2 separate regions of the Homo sapiens genome follow, and region 2 is linked to region 1. A link is an interaction called in ENCODE POLR2A ChIA-PET data of the cell type or tissue named here. Cell type or tissue: GM12878. All regions are shown on one strand. Links, peaks and the distances in the headings refer to the core of each region. The heading gives the core; the rest is flanking DNA. Region 1 overlaps PCLO (piccolo presynaptic cytomatrix protein). Region 2 has its middle 170 kb from the start of CACNA2D1.

Region 1 (8,350 bases), core at 14-8,013:
TTCTGGAAACTGAATTTCCATTCTTACTGAAACTAAATTGGATTTTATAAAGATACTTAAGAAAATAAATGATTTATTAGGGGTATTTGTTCTTCAAAGGTATACAGCCAAGAAAATTAAGCTTCATGGAAAGTTGTGATTGTAATACTTTTTAAAGATGATAAACACCTGGTTTAGGAGACTTAATGGATCAAGGCAGCTACTACATGGATGCTCACTGGCAAAAAATAACTATTAAATACATCCATCTTAACTAATGGAAGGGTCAGCTAGCTTAAAGGATGTAATTAGATGTTTTTAGTGTAAATTGGGAAAACACTCATCTGTACAATTTGAAAGTCTAATTGGTTTGATTTAAATGTTAAAGAAAAGTGGTCGTGTATAGCTCTCATTGTCAACAAGTGCACAATATTTTATCAATCCTGAATAATGATCATTTCTTTGGATGGGATCAAAATGACTCTCACATATACTTCTAATTTAATAATAGCTACAACTTAAAGGATGTTAACTGTATGCCAAATACAACACTTATTTTTGCTTTACATATGCACTTAATTAAATTGTGGAAATTCAATGATTGATTAGTGGAGATAGTCTGAAAAAGTATTACTGTTTTATACTACAACTTAGGTTGAATCCCAGAACCCTTCATAGGGCTCACATTCTGACCCATTGAACTAATCTCATGCTGGGATTAAAATTCATAAACAACTTCTGTGAATAAGGTAAAACATTATTAGAGAAAATGACTAAGTGGAAAATTATTGTTTTTAAATTAGAAGCAGAATAAATGGACTTGCTTAATAAGAATAACAAGAACATGGCTATTTAACATTAAAAATACTCAATGACATTCTCAACAGAAATTGTAACTCCCTAAAACATTACTTTTTACATTCTGAACCCCATAAAGCAAAAACAAGAATAAAAATTGTATGTGAACAAACCGTCTAAAAGTGATTACTTAAAATCTATGATATACTCTGGATTAAAGTATGCTGTCCTAAAGCAAATCTTTGTAGATGAGTATTTCTTAGAGTGGACTAAGGTATTCATAAAACAAAGTGCTTAAATGAATAATATAAGTAATCGAGATGAAGTGGAACATTTCAAGGATCTATAATTTCAAGAAAACTGTGCTTATCTACAGAGTCACAGTTTTTCTGATGTCCTGGTGAAGGATTGAATGGAGGAAAAATACAATAAAAGAACTATATATTTTGTCTAAAAAAAATTGAATTGACTCGTTTGTTTTTGTTCCCCCGCTAAATTGGCTGTTTATGTTCACTGACAACAAAGGCAAATAAAGATAATTATTTGGATCACTCAAAACAAACAAAACACTGATTAAACATATATCTCAAGTACAACACAAAGTTGATTCCATATTTCTACGTGGACAAAACAAAATCTTGCACTTTGCATTGATGTGTCCTCCTATCTGCATAGAGCAAATACATTCTTAATCATTTTCTCCTCACTCTGTTTATATATTCTTTCTAATTTAAAATTGCCTCTGAAAGTCTAATATTATTGCAGTTTTCTTCTCCATATTATTAACTTTTTAAAATATTTTGCTTATAGTGATTCATGCCCAATTCATATAGATACGTAGATTATAAATTTGATTATTGTCAAATGTTAATAGCAACTCAGTGAAAAACAACTTGTCCAAAATGTTGCTACCAAAAGGGCACTTGACTATAAATAACTCACATTATATTACATATTCTGTCTTGTTCCCATCCTCAACCCCCGCCCCTCTGCTCAATAACTAATCTAAGATCAACTGTTGATCAGGGTCAGTTCGCTAAAGGGGAAACATATTGACTCATAAGTTTAAATAAAAATAAAGTCGCCTCTGATTGGCTCCTTCTTGGAAAGCAAGCAAGTTTTGTGTGGGACTGATATGAAAGAAGAAAGCAGTATTAGGATGAATAATTTCTGTTCATTGACAGCTGTTAACATTTATACTAAAACAATTTTATTTATAAACTTTAGGATTAAAGAAAGGTAAAATTAAGTAGCTAAAACTATGCATGAATTGCTTCACTATATATCTAAATTCTAGACTAATACGAAAATCAATAGCTGCTAATTGTATAGATGATCATATTTGTTATTCATTTGCTCAACAAACATTCTCTAAGCAACTCTGTGGGCAAGGCTGTCTGCTAAGTGCTGGGATACCAAGAGGAATAAGCGCTATCTCTGGTTTGAGAGTTGTTCAGCCTTATGGAGGAGACAAAAATAGAAATAGGTAATTTAAATCAAAGAACAATGATAAAATATGCAAATTCTGTCAACTGTGTTTTAAGAGCATAGTAGGAAAAGGAGGCAAAATTGGGGAGAGGGTGAATTAAGTGCAGGGCATACGTAGCTTGATGCATCCATGTAAAATATTGTGCTGGCCCTATACTTATATGCTCTCAGATGCATTCTTCGGTCTCTTCCTTCCTTTCTTCTCAGAGTAGCTGCCCTGTACAGTTTTCCAGACCTCTCCGTCAACTGGCTTCCAGTTGGTTTTGATCAGGCACTGGCAGAGATTGGAGAATGGGAGGAAGAGAGAACCAGGATATTTCTCCCCATCCTTGTCTGTCTCAGGATATATTTCTGGCATTGGCTGAATTTCTTTCATGTTTCTTGCTCCCAGAAAGCAGGCTTGTCCTGGTTTCGGCTCTCGCTGTCCTCTAGCTTATGGGGACAATAGCTATTTTTCTGCTGCTTCACTATCCCCCACTTAGTTTCTCAGCTTCTTTCACGAGTATATCATCAATTGCTAGTCATTTGTTTCCTCTATTTCAAATATTCAGAGCCATTTCTAGTTTCCTGGTTGGACACAAATGCCTGACATACTGAGTCTAAATTCCAGGAGTTTGGGCAGCAGGTTTGGGACTAATCAACATATAAGAGAGAGTTCATGAGTGTACACAGAGATACGGTAGGTAAAAAGATTGGTAGATTGAGGGTGGAACCCTGAAGTATATAGCAAGAGATAAAGGAAACATAGCTTTTGAAGGCGTCCAAAGATTAATTTACAATTTCGAATAGAACAAGAAAAATGTGGCATTCACTTAAGCCCCTGAGAAAACCTAGGTATCACTTAGACCCAGCATTTGTCAGATGAGGTTTCTGAAGATAGAGAAATTAGGTCACATATCTAATAAAGACCAGAATTGAAACCTAAACCTGTTTCCCTATGTAGTGCTCTTGTGATAACACACCCATTATCATGGTAATAGTGTGACATTTGGTGTCATTTTCACTTGTTCTGTCCTTGTTCCATGTGTGCACTTCAGTTTCCTTTTATATAAAGCCAATATATGTTATTAGTTACCTCATAGGTAATTGTAAGAATTAAATGAGACAGTGCATGAAAAGTACTTAGAATAAACTACTTAGAATAGTTAAATGTATAGAGAGAGGTTGGAATGACACATGAAGGACTATAGGGCTACTAGATTTTATTTATTTTATTTTTTGAGATGGAGTCTCCCTCTGTCGCCCAGGCTGGAGTGCAGTGGCGAGATCTGGGCTTACTGCAAACTCTGCCTCCTGGATTCAAGCAATTCTCCTGCCTCAGCCTCCTGAGTAGCTGGGATTACAGGTGCGTGCCACCACGACTGTCTAATTTTTGTATTTTTAGTAGAGATGGGGTTTCGCCATGTTGGTCTCGAACTCCTGACCTCGTGATCTGCCCACCTCGGCCTCCCAAAGTGCTGGGATTTCAGGCGTGAGCCACCGTGCCCAGCCAGGGATACTAGATTTTATCACAGTATTATGAAAGGTAAGCTTGTCATCGTAAAGCTTATAGATACTCCTTTTATATGTTTGCTGACGTCAAGGATTTTTCACATTTGGTAATAATTTATTATTTGTTTAATAAAACGAAATTTGAACTTAAATTTGGTTTGTCTTTAGAAGTTAGTTTAGCAATTAATTTTTCTGTAAAATGATTTTTACACCATTAATTTCTTCTCAGCTTCGTATATTTAAGAATTTCTATGGACTTAAATGAGGTTCCATGATTGATTTTCTATTTGCATGATATTTTAAACAAAATATATGTTATATTTTTAAGTTCAAGATTTCCCTCCCACCCTGGGAAAGTCTTCTGAGTCTTTTTCATGTCATCCTTCTCATTTTTCTTTCTCTTTTAATTTTTCAGTACCCCAAGTTACTTTAATGTTAAACACAAATGAGAAAATTGGGGAATTGTAAAATGAATACAGTCATTCTCATTTAATAGATAATGATATCTTACTACCTATTGCTTTTGCCATTAGTTTGTAACATTTAAATTCATGTTAAAAGAAAAACAACTGAAACACTTATACTGTAGAATGCAGATTCAGCCAAAATCCAATATTGTAAATTTTTACTTACCTTCAGTGTCTGCTAGTCCTACTCCTACCCCTGGCTGTTTTACAGGCTCTTGTCCATTCTGTCCCATCTTCCCTCTGTTTAGAAATAAAATAAAATGATATATTCAGTTATGATCTCATGAATGCAAAAGAGGCTAAATTTGCATAAATAAAATGACATTGATAGTAATGGCAAAACCTGCAATTACTTTTGCACAACCGAATATTTTTGGACTTGCAATAATTATTTGAATGGCACATACATACACAGTTAATTGCTCTATATCATAATTTTAAAATGTGAACTTGTTTATTATTCCTATTCAGGCCAAACAATATACCTCAACATTCAGTAGTTTTTATTTGTAGACTATTTATCAAAAAATAAGACCATCATGACATTTAGAAATTTTGTTTTAGAATTTTTTATTTATTTCTAACTCAACAATGAGAAGGGGCTTTATATTTTTATATGTTGTACTGATGAGTTATTCCAGTTTTTTTGGTAAAAAGAGCAATATTGAATTAAATAATATATAAAAATGATATTTTAATAAAATATTTCTTATTTCATGTATTTTTTTTTCAACTCCTTTCTGTGTTTTCCACTGTGTTGAGCAAACTGGCTTTTGTAGTCAGGCTGCTTGGTCTCTGTTTCTGGCTTTGCTATTTCTTGCTATGGGTAATGTAAGGCAAAGTACCTGGTCAAGACTGTTTCTCCTTTTGTGATATAAAGATAATAATATTAGCTACATTTTGATTATGAAAAAAAACACATGAAAAATGCGTGAAAAGGGTTAACAGAGTGCCTGAGAAATAATAAGCATTCAATAAACATGACATATTAACAGGTAGGCATGCTCGTAGTAGCCTTAGAATTCAACCAAAATCTGCTAATCACTTTTAGTTTTCAGCTTCAAACTTTTTGGAAAGTCAACTAGATGAAGAATTCAGGATACTTTGAGGACTGTAAGCTTAGAATGTTAATAATTTAACAGCTAAAGGACAGTAGACCACTTCTTATTTCTTCGGCTAGAGAAAAAGCTACATGGCACATGAAGAAGTTTGGAATTTGCCTTTATATGTGCTTAGATAAGGCGTTCTAAAAAGATGGAATAAAAAATTGTTACAGAAAGATGCTTGAACAAAAGAGCATCTTGATACTGCACTTTGTAGACAACACTTCTAGCATAGTGGGATTTACTAACAATTAATTATAACTTTCATAGGAAGTATTTGGTTTGCTAGACCTGCTGAAAATGTAACCATATTTATTTCTTAATAATCCAATTATATCTTACTTGAAAACTGCTCTAAAGGTCCTCTTATTCTACTTCAGAGAAGGTGCTGAAATGTTTCCGCACATAATAAAAGAACACATGTAAATTCAGAAATTATTTTATCTCAAAAGCCATTACATTGTTCCATTATAATAATTCTAGGTTAAAGGTTTAAGTACAAATTTTTATTAAGTGTGTATGTGAGGGACCAAGTTCATGCAAATTAAGCAATTTCCAACATTTCCATTTTACCATATATATGTTAAACCATGGTCTGCATGGTCAACATCTGCATACATATTTAAGTAACACACAAAATTTTAGCTTATGTAATTGCTTCATCAAGATTCAAGACAAGTAGTTAAGAAAAAAAAAAGAACTCTGCTCTATCTGTTAGCATTAGAGGGGAAAAAAAGCTTAATAGCAGTAATCTTACTTTTATCAGTACGCTACACTGGTAGAGTGAACCAAAACATACCTTGTTGCTGAGCCAAACTCTATTGAAAGTGCAGGTCTTTTTAGTATTGGTAATCTAGTAGATCAGAATACTAAAAAATAAATATTCTTATACTATCCCAGACTTTTAAAAAGTAGTTACTGTAAGTCTTAGTAATTGTAGTACAAGTACATTTTGATAATTTTTGGGGTTGTTCTTGAGTCTTAGACTTTATATGTTAATGGTGATACCCAGCCAGTCTTTGCTTTCAATTGAAACTGATTTTAACATAGGTACTTAGCCAATATGTGTAGTAAGTACATTTTGAAGATTATACAAAAAACTTTCATAGGATTGTGAAGCTAAATTAAGTGCAAAGGAAATGTAACTGTGAGTCGTGTGAAGGATGTGGTTTCTCTGAATTCCCAATGACTACACTTTAGCTCAGAACATTCTGGCTATACATTTTATAATTTATATTTTTAAATAATCGCTAGATATTTATTAAACACTTTTACTAGCCCAAGCTATAATTTTATTAGATACAATGGGGGATATAAAAGAACTGCCAAATACTACTTCTTACACATATCCTATAATGGTTTTCAAAAGTAAATATTCGTTGTGCTCATATGGCAAAGCAAGAGTCTCCTAGACAGTTGTGAGAAGCTTTGATTTACAAGAGAAACAGGAAAATGGGAAAAATCAAAATTAGAATGTGGTATATATATAAAATACATAATCTACTTATACTGCAGACATTCAAATATTGACAAAATGACATATTTACTTTTTGGAATTATAACTTTACCATCAGTGTTAAATTATATATTTTGAAAGGTGCAGAAAAATTGGAAGGATAACAAATTATGTGTGGTTTAAAACCTTTCTAAATTCACATGACATTTACAGCTTAGAAAGAAATTTAAAGAATTTGTAGAAATTCTTTTCTGTCAAATTGGATCATCAGAAGTCAAAGACCAATGGGATTAGATTTCTTTTAGGAAGAATTTCCAATAAAATATAACTGATTAAGTACAAATAACTCTATTGAATCCATAGACTAAATCTCATAAAAGAAAAGAAAGCTAAGATGGACAGGTGATACAATAAGAATTTGCTTAATTTAAATTGAAAAAAATGTAGTTCAAAACAACAAAATGAACTCGTTTTTCACTGTAAAAATCTATTTTCACTAATGCTTTGCTTTTATAAACTGAACCATTATCAAAATATTATAATTGTTGTGGACATCAGAAGGAAAGATTTATAAGAACCTTTATTTTAAAACAAAGAGAAATAGACAATCCACCCCCTGAAAAGTCTTCACTTAGCATTGGAGAAAATGAAAAAGACCCTTTCACAACCCAGCTCAGGGTTGGCAAGCTCTGCAACGTGCCAGTTAGTAAATATTTTAGATGGGCTGTATTCTAACGACTTAATTCTGCCCTGCAGCACAAAAGCAGCATCAGGCAACACAGAGCTAATAGGCACGGTTGTGTTCCAATACAACTTAGTTTATATTCACTGAAATTTCAATTTCCTATAATTTTCAAGTGTCACAAAATATCACACTTCTTTTGTTTTTTCCTACACTTTCGAAAATGGAAATGCCATTTTTAGCTCACAGGTCTTAGAAAACCAGGTGGTAGACTGCTTTTGCCCTGGCGTAAACCCTGGGACCTGGGTGGCCCAGTGGTATTTTCAAAATCCAGAAGACTAGTTAATGGGCAGGAAAAGGAAAAGTCAGGAAGTTTGGATTTTGTTATTGGAACAGACATAATCTACATATTTATCTTAAATGCCACCAATATGACCAAGGCGATTCTAACACATTAAGTATGCTAAAGTTTTGCATTTGATTTGCAAAATGACTTTTTTTTTATTTTGAGGCTTAACATTATGAGTGATTCTTATTCCAAGAGTACCTACTCAGGGACCTATGCACTACTCGGTCTTTGTTCTAGAAAGTATGGAAACACTTCGAAACCTTCAATGTTAATTGTAGAAGGATTTATAGTTGAAAAGTCTGTATGATTATTCACTATGTCCTCTATTTCAAATATGATATATGGATTCTTTGAATATGTTTAAATATCTCCTGATTCAAGGTAAATTAATATATGTTTGTCTCAAATACCAGTAATGTTTGTATTTGGTCATTATGTGATTAAAACATTACTGTATTCCTGCTGAACTTTATTCTGGCATGGCTAAGTGATTAGCAGTTTTAACATCAAATACAGATTGTATTGATTAAGTAGTTC
Region 2 (8,350 bases), core at 300-8,299, 190 kb before region 1:
AGAAAATTTTTGCAACCTAGTCATCTGACAAAGGGCTAATATCCAGAATCTACAATGAACTCAAACAAATTTACAAGAAAAAAACAAACAACCCCATCAAAAAGTGGGTGAAGGATATGAACAGACACTTCTCAAAAGAAGGCATTTATGCAGCCAAAAAACATGAAAAAATGCTCACCATCACTGGCCATCAGAGAAATGCAAATCAAAACCACAATGAGATACCATCTCACACCAGTTAGAATGGCAATCATTAAAAAGTCAGGAAACAACAGGTGCTGGAGAGGATGTGGAGAAATAGGAACACTTTTACACTGTTGGTGGGACTGTAAACTAGTTCAACCATTGTGGAAGTCAGTGTGGCGATTCCTCAGGGATCTAGAACTAGAAATACCATTTGACCCAGCCATCCCATTACTGGGTATATACCCAAAGGACTATAAATCATGCTGCTATAAAGACACATGCACACGTATGTTTATTGCGGGACTATTCACAATAGCAAAGACTTGGAACCAACCCAAATGTCCAACAATGATAGACTGGATTAAGAAAATGTGGCACATATACACCACAGAATACTATGCAGCCATAAAAAATGAATGAGTTCATGTCCTTTGTAGGGACATGGATGAAATTGGAAATCATCATTCTCAGTAAACTATCGCAAGAACAAAAAATCAAACACCGTATATTCTCACTCATAGGTGGGAATTGAACAATGAGAACACATGGACACAGGAAGGGGAACATCACACTCTGGGGACTGTTGTGGGGTGGGGGGAGGGGGGAGGGATAGCATTAGGAGATATACCTAATGCTAAATGACGAGTTAATGGGTGCAGCACACCAGCATGGCACATGTATACATATGTAACTAACCTGCACATTGTGCACATGTACCCTAAAACTTAAAGTATAATAATAATTAAAATAAAAAAAGAAACTACAAATTAAACCAAAACATTCTAGCACTAATATATTTGCTAATATTTAAATTGTCTCTTATATTTTTGTTTTTTATATATATATATATATATATATATATATATATATATATATATATATATATGCTGGAATTTCTTTTTGTTTGATTTAAAGAAATTTTATTTACTATATCACTATTATAAATAATGAGGCTGGGTGAGGTGGCTCATGCCTGTAATCCTAACACTTAGAGGCCGAGGCGGGCAGATCACCTGAGGTCAGGAGTTCAAGACCAGCCTGGCCAACATGGCGAAATCCCATCTCTACTAAAAATACAGAAAAAATTAGCCTGGCATGGTGGTGAGCACCTGCAGTCCCAGCTACTCAAGAGGCTTAGGCACAAGAATCACTTGAAGCCAGGAGGTGGAGGTTGCAGTGAGCCAAGATCATGCCACTGCACTACAGCCTGGGTGACAGACAGACAGATTTTTTTGGGACTCTGTCCCAAAAAAATACAAAACACACACACAAAAAAAACATATATATAATTTCTGTAAAACAAACAAAAAGAAATTCCAGCATTGAAAACACAGTATCTGAAATTTAAAACTCACCGGATAAGTTAATGACAGACTGGAGATGACCAAAGTAAAGGATCAGTTAACTTGAAGACAGATCAATAGAAATTAGGAGTAGCCAAGGAAAAAATATTTTAAAAGAACAGAACCTCAGGGACCTGCAGAACAATACCTGGGACTGGAGTCCCAGAGGACAAGGGAAAGAAGATAAAGTAGGAAAAAAATTGAAAAAATAATGACCAAAATTTCCTCCCATTTCATAAAATATATAAATTTGCAGACTTGATGAATCTTAAGCTTCAAGCATTGTCTATAGGCAGAAGATAAACGGCCCCGTTTCATAAAAGGTTTTGGCATGAAGAAGAAATGAAAAAGAAGGTACAGGAAATATGCTGGTGATTTGAACACATAGACAGTATACAATAATAAAATAATGTCCTAATGAATTAAAAGGATACAATTATGTGATGACAATAACATAAGTTTAAAAGGAGTGTGGTTAAAGTACCATATGGAAAGGGAAATGGTAGTGATTATCCTCAAATGTAAGTTATGTCTGTGGGTGACTACTGAAATAATGGCTATACAGTGTAAAACATAGTAGGAGAGAGGATAGGCAGGATGATAGGAAATATCCCCCTAGAATTCTATATCCAGACAATTTTCCATAAAGGTATTTTCAGATATTCAACCCCTCCCAAATATTCTTTAATTCCTCTTTTTCAGAAAACATCTGGAGAATATGCTCTGCCAAAAAAATGGTGAGGTGGGGAGGCAGGGAAGCAAGAACAATAAACGGAGTCATATTCATTTTCTGGGGCTGCCCTAAAAATCTATGACAGATTGGGTGGCTTAAACTACAGGAATATATTTGCTTTTCTTTTTTGTTAAATTTTAAAAATTTGTCTTTTTTTTTAAGAGAAAAGTTTTAAACTTCTAAGTTCTGGAATACCTGTGCAGGACATACAGGTTTGTTACATGGGTAAACGTGTGTCATGGTGGTTTGCTGCACCTATCAACCCATCACCTAGGTATTAAGTCATGGATGCATTAACTACGTATCCTGATGCTCCCCTTCCCCCCACTCCCCACCTACATGCCCCAGTGTGTCTTTGTGTTCCCCTCCCTGTGTCCATGTGTTCTCATCGTTCAGCTACCACTTACAAGTGAGATAATGCGGTGTTTGGTTTTCTGTTCCTGCGTTAGTTTGCTGAAGATAATGGCTTTAAGCTCCATCCACGTCCCTGCAAAGGACATGATTTCATTCCTTTTTATGGCTGGATAGTATTCCATGGTGTGTATGTACCATATTTTCTTTATCCAGTCTAACATTGATGGGCATTTGGGTTGATTCCATATCTTTGCTATTGTGAATAGTGCTGCAATGAACATATGCATGCATATATCTTTATAATAGAATGACTTGTAAGGAATATATTTTTTATATGCCAGAGCCTAGAAGTCCAAGGTCAAGGTGTGGGCAGAGTTGGTTTCCTCTGAGGCCTTGCTCCTTGGGTTACGGATGGCTGCGCACTTGCTATGTCTTCATGAGGTGGTCCTTCTTTGCATACTGCCCCTGGTTTCTCTCTGTGTGTCTTAATCTCCTCTTCTTAGAAGGACCCTAGTCAGATTGGATTTGGGCATACATTAATGACTTCATTTTAATTTAATTACCTCTTTAAAGGCCCATTCTTTAAATTTGGTCACATTCTGAGGTACTGGCAATTAGGGTTTCAAAATATGAATTTTGGGGGAGCACAATTCAGTCCATAACAGGGGTATAAGAAAAAGGGGTAGTAAAGAAGCATAATTCCCTGAAATGAAGCTTTAGTGAAATTCCCAGGATGACAGCTGCAGCAGGCAGGCCAGAGAACAGCAGTCCGAGTTGAAGCAGGAAGATGGAGGATTCCCACAGTGATAGCAACAAGAAAAACAAAAACTTTCAGATTTATCTGAAGTGTGAAAATATCGAGAAAATATTTACTCTTCTGGCAGATAGTTAAAGAGGAATTAGAGATAGATATATAGGAAACTTAGCAAATTAAAAATTTGGCACTAATTTACTCCATAGAGAACAAAGAGTTGTACAAGAAAGGAAATACAAGCATAGCTATGATATGGCTTATCTGTAAATAGTATTTACATAGCTATAGTAATAAAAACCCTGGTTATTTTTCCAATTAAAATTGTGATGTAACTCTATTTAGAAGAGGGTTTGGGAAAATGCGAAAGAGGTCAATCTCACCTTCCATAATAGGAAGTAAATAATAAGACCTAAACCTGGAAAAAGCAAAAAAAAAAAAAAGAAAAAAATGGTTATAGTGTGCTCTTAAGGATATGAACATGACTAAGAGAAGAAGCTTCAGAGTTAGAGGAATTTGTTTCTGAGAATGAAACCAGAAAACAGGTAGAGGTGAGACAGGACACTACTGTTTGGCATAAAAATTTAGACTTTTTAAGCTAAGAACATATATTTATAGCAAATGTTTGAAAAAAAAGCAAATTAAAAAATATATTGAAAAGCAGAATTTTGTATTAGCCCGTTCTTCCATTGCTATAAATACACTGGGAAATTTACAAAGAAAATTACTGGAGACTGGGTAATTCATAAAGAAAAAAGGTTTAATTGGCTCACAGTTCCACAGCCTGTACAGGAAGCATGGCTGGTGGGGGGACCCTCAGGAAACTGGCAATCATGGTAGAAGACAAAGTGGAAGCCAGCAGGTCCTTCATTGCTGGAGCAGGAGGAAGAGAGAGCAAAAGGGGAAGTGCCACGCACTTGTAAACCACCAGATCTCATGAGAACTCACTCACTATCAAGAGAGGGGGAAGTCCATCCCCATGAGCTAATCACCTCCCACCGGGCCCCTCCTCCAACACTGAGGGTCACAACTTGAGATGAGATTTGGATGGGGACACACAGCCAAACCATATCATTTCACCCCTGGCCCCTCCCAAATCTCATGTTCTCCTCGCATTTCAAAACATAATTATGCTTTCCCAACAGTCCCCCAAAGTCTTAACTCATTGCAGCATTAACTCAAAATTCCAAGTCCAAAGTCTCATACTAGCTAAGGCAAGTCCCTTCCACCTATGAACCTGTAAAATCAAAAACAAATTAGTTACACCAAGATATAATGGCAGTATAAGCATTGCCCAAATACTCCCATTCCAAAAGGGACAAATCCTCCAAAACAAAGGGGCTTCAGGCCCTATGCAAGTCTGAAATCCAGCAGGGCAGTCAAATTTTAAAGCTCCTAAATAATCTCCTTTGACTCCATGTCTCACATCCAGGCCACACTGATGCAAGGGGTGGGTTCCCAAGGCCTTGGGCAGCTCCGCCCCTGTGGCTCCTCAGGGTCAGGCCCCCACAGCTGTTTTCAATGGCTGGTTGTTGAGTGCCTGTGGCTTTTCCAGACACACAGTGCAAGCTGTCAGTGGATCTACCATTCTGGGGTCTGGAGGATGGTGGCCCTCTTCTCACTGCTTTACTAGGCAGTGTCCCAACATTTCTCTGAATATATATGCTTACTGCCTTTTTTTGATATCTCCACTCAGTATTTCATAGATAGTTCTTAGTTCCTTATTCCCCAGTCATGTTTCCTCTTTCTCCTGAACCTCCACCCACTGTGTTTTTCCATGCACGAAATAGCACCATTATTCAGCCAGTCACCCAAGTCAGAAAGCTAAACATCATATGTCTCTGATTTACTGCCAACACATAATCACTGAATCCTATTGGTTCCACCTCTTTACAATCAGCTTCCTTTTCTCCATCTCTGCTGATTGTCACTTAGTTCTGGTATTACCAAACTTTTTATAGTTATTTACACAGGTACCAATTATTCTCTTGCCTTTAGTCACATACTAGTTCTTCTGCTTGAACCAATTTTTTGTCTTCTCTTTTAGAGATGTGCAAAAACACTGGATCTTTCAGAAAGTTCTCCCTCACATTACTCATTTTGGCCTGGATATGATATTTGTGCCTATTATAATGATTGACACACAGAAGATGAATAATTTTCTTTCAAGAATAAATGGATTGAATTAATATTGATAAATTCTAAGAGAATGGGTTTGATTCTTCCATCATTGAGTAGGAGCCATTTCTAGGTTACTGAGGTTTAGGTAAAAAATTGTATATCTGTTCTACCTAAACTCTATGCTGGCTAGAATATTTTAAAACTGTTTTTATTGAAAAGTACAAATGTTCTAGCCATCATCTGCAAATTCAAATGCCATGGCTTTTAAATAAAATAGAAAAATGCCTGTCATTTTAGGTATTTTCTTTAACACATAGATATTGTGAAAGAAAGGCCCTGATACTTTAGGAAGTATCTTCTCTTGAAGAGGTTAAACTCAGTAGAAGAACACTGTCTGCTTAAAAGATATCAATCAGAGATTCAGCTACTCCTTTTCCCCTTCCTGTCCTCAGTTGAGCAACTGTCAGTTTGCCAGAAAAGACCTCAACCCTTGCTCTGCTAGGATGTCAGGGAGATACATATTCATTGAGGACTCCTCGGGACAGAGTGAACTTGATGGCTGCATTTCACTGTGCTTATTCTTAGAGAAAATTTATTTTAAGATACAAAATTTCTCCCTTATATTAGGATATAATCTTGACAGCTAAGGGGGTAAACAGTCACAAGAGGTTGCTCAATGGAAAAATTTCAGTAGCGCTAAGTTCAAGAAGAATTTAAAATGAAAGGACTGTATACAAGCAATGTAATTACCTTTGTCATCTCCTTCAACTTTTCAGTGCTGGAACTTTCCAGTAGCTAAACACACAACTAGAAATGAATCTATTTTCATATTTCTTCATATACATTTATAAATAGGAGGTGGCAAAATACAGATTACGTTGTTATGTATTTTCCCCTTTTTGTTTTTCTGCATATGATTGCATTGGGAAACAGAATTCATATGTGGCATCCCGGTTCATCTCTTACTTTGTGACCTTGAATAATTATTTTGGCAATTTAATGAAGCTCAGTTTCATTTTTTACAAGATAGAGATAATATAGTTTTGCCAAATACAAAGCTTTTAAAACATATCAAATTAATTTATACAGAAGAGTACTATAATAGTAGAAGTGTTTACAAATGCAAAATATTCTTTCTTACATAATACACATATCATATTCATTGTTGAAGTTTCTAAACATAAGTTAATTAGAGACATATATTGCACTCAATATAGATATATTGTTTACATGGTTTGTTCATAGCATGAGTTTAGTAGGGCATTTTGTCAAAGGAGACACAATTCTTCTCTAGAGTAGGTTTAGGTTATATGGTGAAAGAATTTGATGCTATGATTAGAAGTTAGGACATGATTTTTTTTTTTGGCAAACAAGTGAGATTGTTTTCATCCATTCTTATTCATTCTTATGTATTAGTTTTGCAATATATTTGAGCCACTACTAAGTAATAAGCTTTGTCTTAGGTGTTGAGGATAAAAAGATGAGCATTGCTCAGCCTTTGACATCTAGCTATGCACAATTTAGTAGGGATTCAGAAAAATAAAATTTGTAATAAAACACTCTGCACATTCTATCAAGTGTTATGAAAGTGTAAAAGAAGCGGTAATTAACTTTACATGGAGACGGGACAGACAGATCCAGAAATGCTTCATGGAGAACATCTAGATGTAAAGAGCAAGTAAAGAGAGAAGAAGATATAAAGGAATTCTAAGTTAAAAAAAGACAGTAGCAAAAGGTAACATAACTAAATTAATGTATAAAGAACAAGGTACCTAAAGATTAGAATATGTGGTAAGGAAAAGGTAATGATTATAGAAGGAAGGAAGGCAGATCATGGAGAGCTTGTTACCATGCTTAGAAATCTAAACTTTATTCTGCAGATACTGAGCTATATTAAAGAGTTTTAAATAGACAAGTGTCAAGTGTCCTAAGTCAGATTGTGTATATGTGTGTGTGTGTGTGTGTGTGTGTGTGTGTGTGTTTATTCTGAAAGTGGTGTGGAGAAGAAATTCCAGTGTAAAGAGTCCAAAATTAGGGTGATAGGAGGCTATTGCAACAGATTTTTTAAAATGTTGAAGCTCTAAAATAAAATGCTTTTCATGAGGATAAAGATTTGGGATGATAAAGAAAAATAGTTTAGAAGTACAATGATTGAATGAAGATGAAATATGATGGAGAAGTCAATATCTAAACTGACTACTGGCTTCAGATTTGGGTACGTCATGGGATGGTGGTTGCTATGGCTTGAATGTCCCCCTCTAAAACTCATGTTGAAATTTAATTGCCATTGTGACAATATTAAGAGATGGGAGTTTGAGAAGGTGATTAGATTATGAAGCCTCCGCCAGTGCTGTTATCTCAGGAGTGGATTAGTTATTGCCTGAGTGGATTGTTATGAAAGTGAGCATTCTCTCACAGGAGCTCTCTTGCCCTTCTGCCATGGAATGATGCAGCAAGGAGGCCCTTACCAGATGATGGTGCTATGCTCCTGGGCTTCCCACCCCCATAGAATCACAAACCAAATAAACCCCTTTTAAAAAATAAAAATTAAAATACCTAATCTCAAGTATTCTGTTACAGCAACAGAAAACCGACTAAGAAAATTGATACTAAGAAGTGTGGTGCTGGCTATAACAATTATCTGGCTGGGCGCGGTGGCTCATACTTGTAATCCCAGAACTTTGGGAGGCTGAGGGGGGCAGATCATGAGGTCAAGAGATTGAGACCATCCTGGCCAACATGGTGAAACTCCGTCTCTACTAAAAATACAAAAATTAGCTGGGTGTGGTGGCTTGTACCTGTAGTCCCAGCTACTCAGGAGGCTGAGGCAGGAGAATCACTTGAACCCGGGAGGCAGAGGTT

Evidence for each region. Peaks named below come from ENCODE experiments on the same cell type or tissue, not always from the same donor. Only the 100,000 strongest peaks of a DNase experiment are listed, where the experiment ranks them.
Region 2: POLR2A ChIA-PET joins it to region 1 with 5 read pairs; 2 of 35 experiments call an interaction of 5 or more read pairs at or near these places.

What each region holds. Positions count from the first base shown.
Region 1 is chr7:82,797,129-82,805,478 of GRCh38, forward strand. It overlaps PCLO (piccolo presynaptic cytomatrix protein), which reads right to left. Exons shown (of 25, transcript NM_033026.6): 22 at 4,390-4,463. Among named protein-coding and RNA genes, the nearest start is that of CACNA2D1, 360 kb to the left of the region's middle. RefSeq lists an enhancer at 8,026-8,350. In GM12878, for the core only: no CTCF peak of the experiment used is centred there; no DNase peak of the experiment used is centred there.
Region 2 is chr7:82,611,404-82,619,753 of GRCh38, forward strand. No RefSeq gene overlaps it. Among named protein-coding and RNA genes, the nearest start is that of CACNA2D1, 170 kb to the left of the region's middle. In GM12878, for the core only: no CTCF peak of the experiment used is centred there; a DNase peak (open chromatin) is centred at 4,282.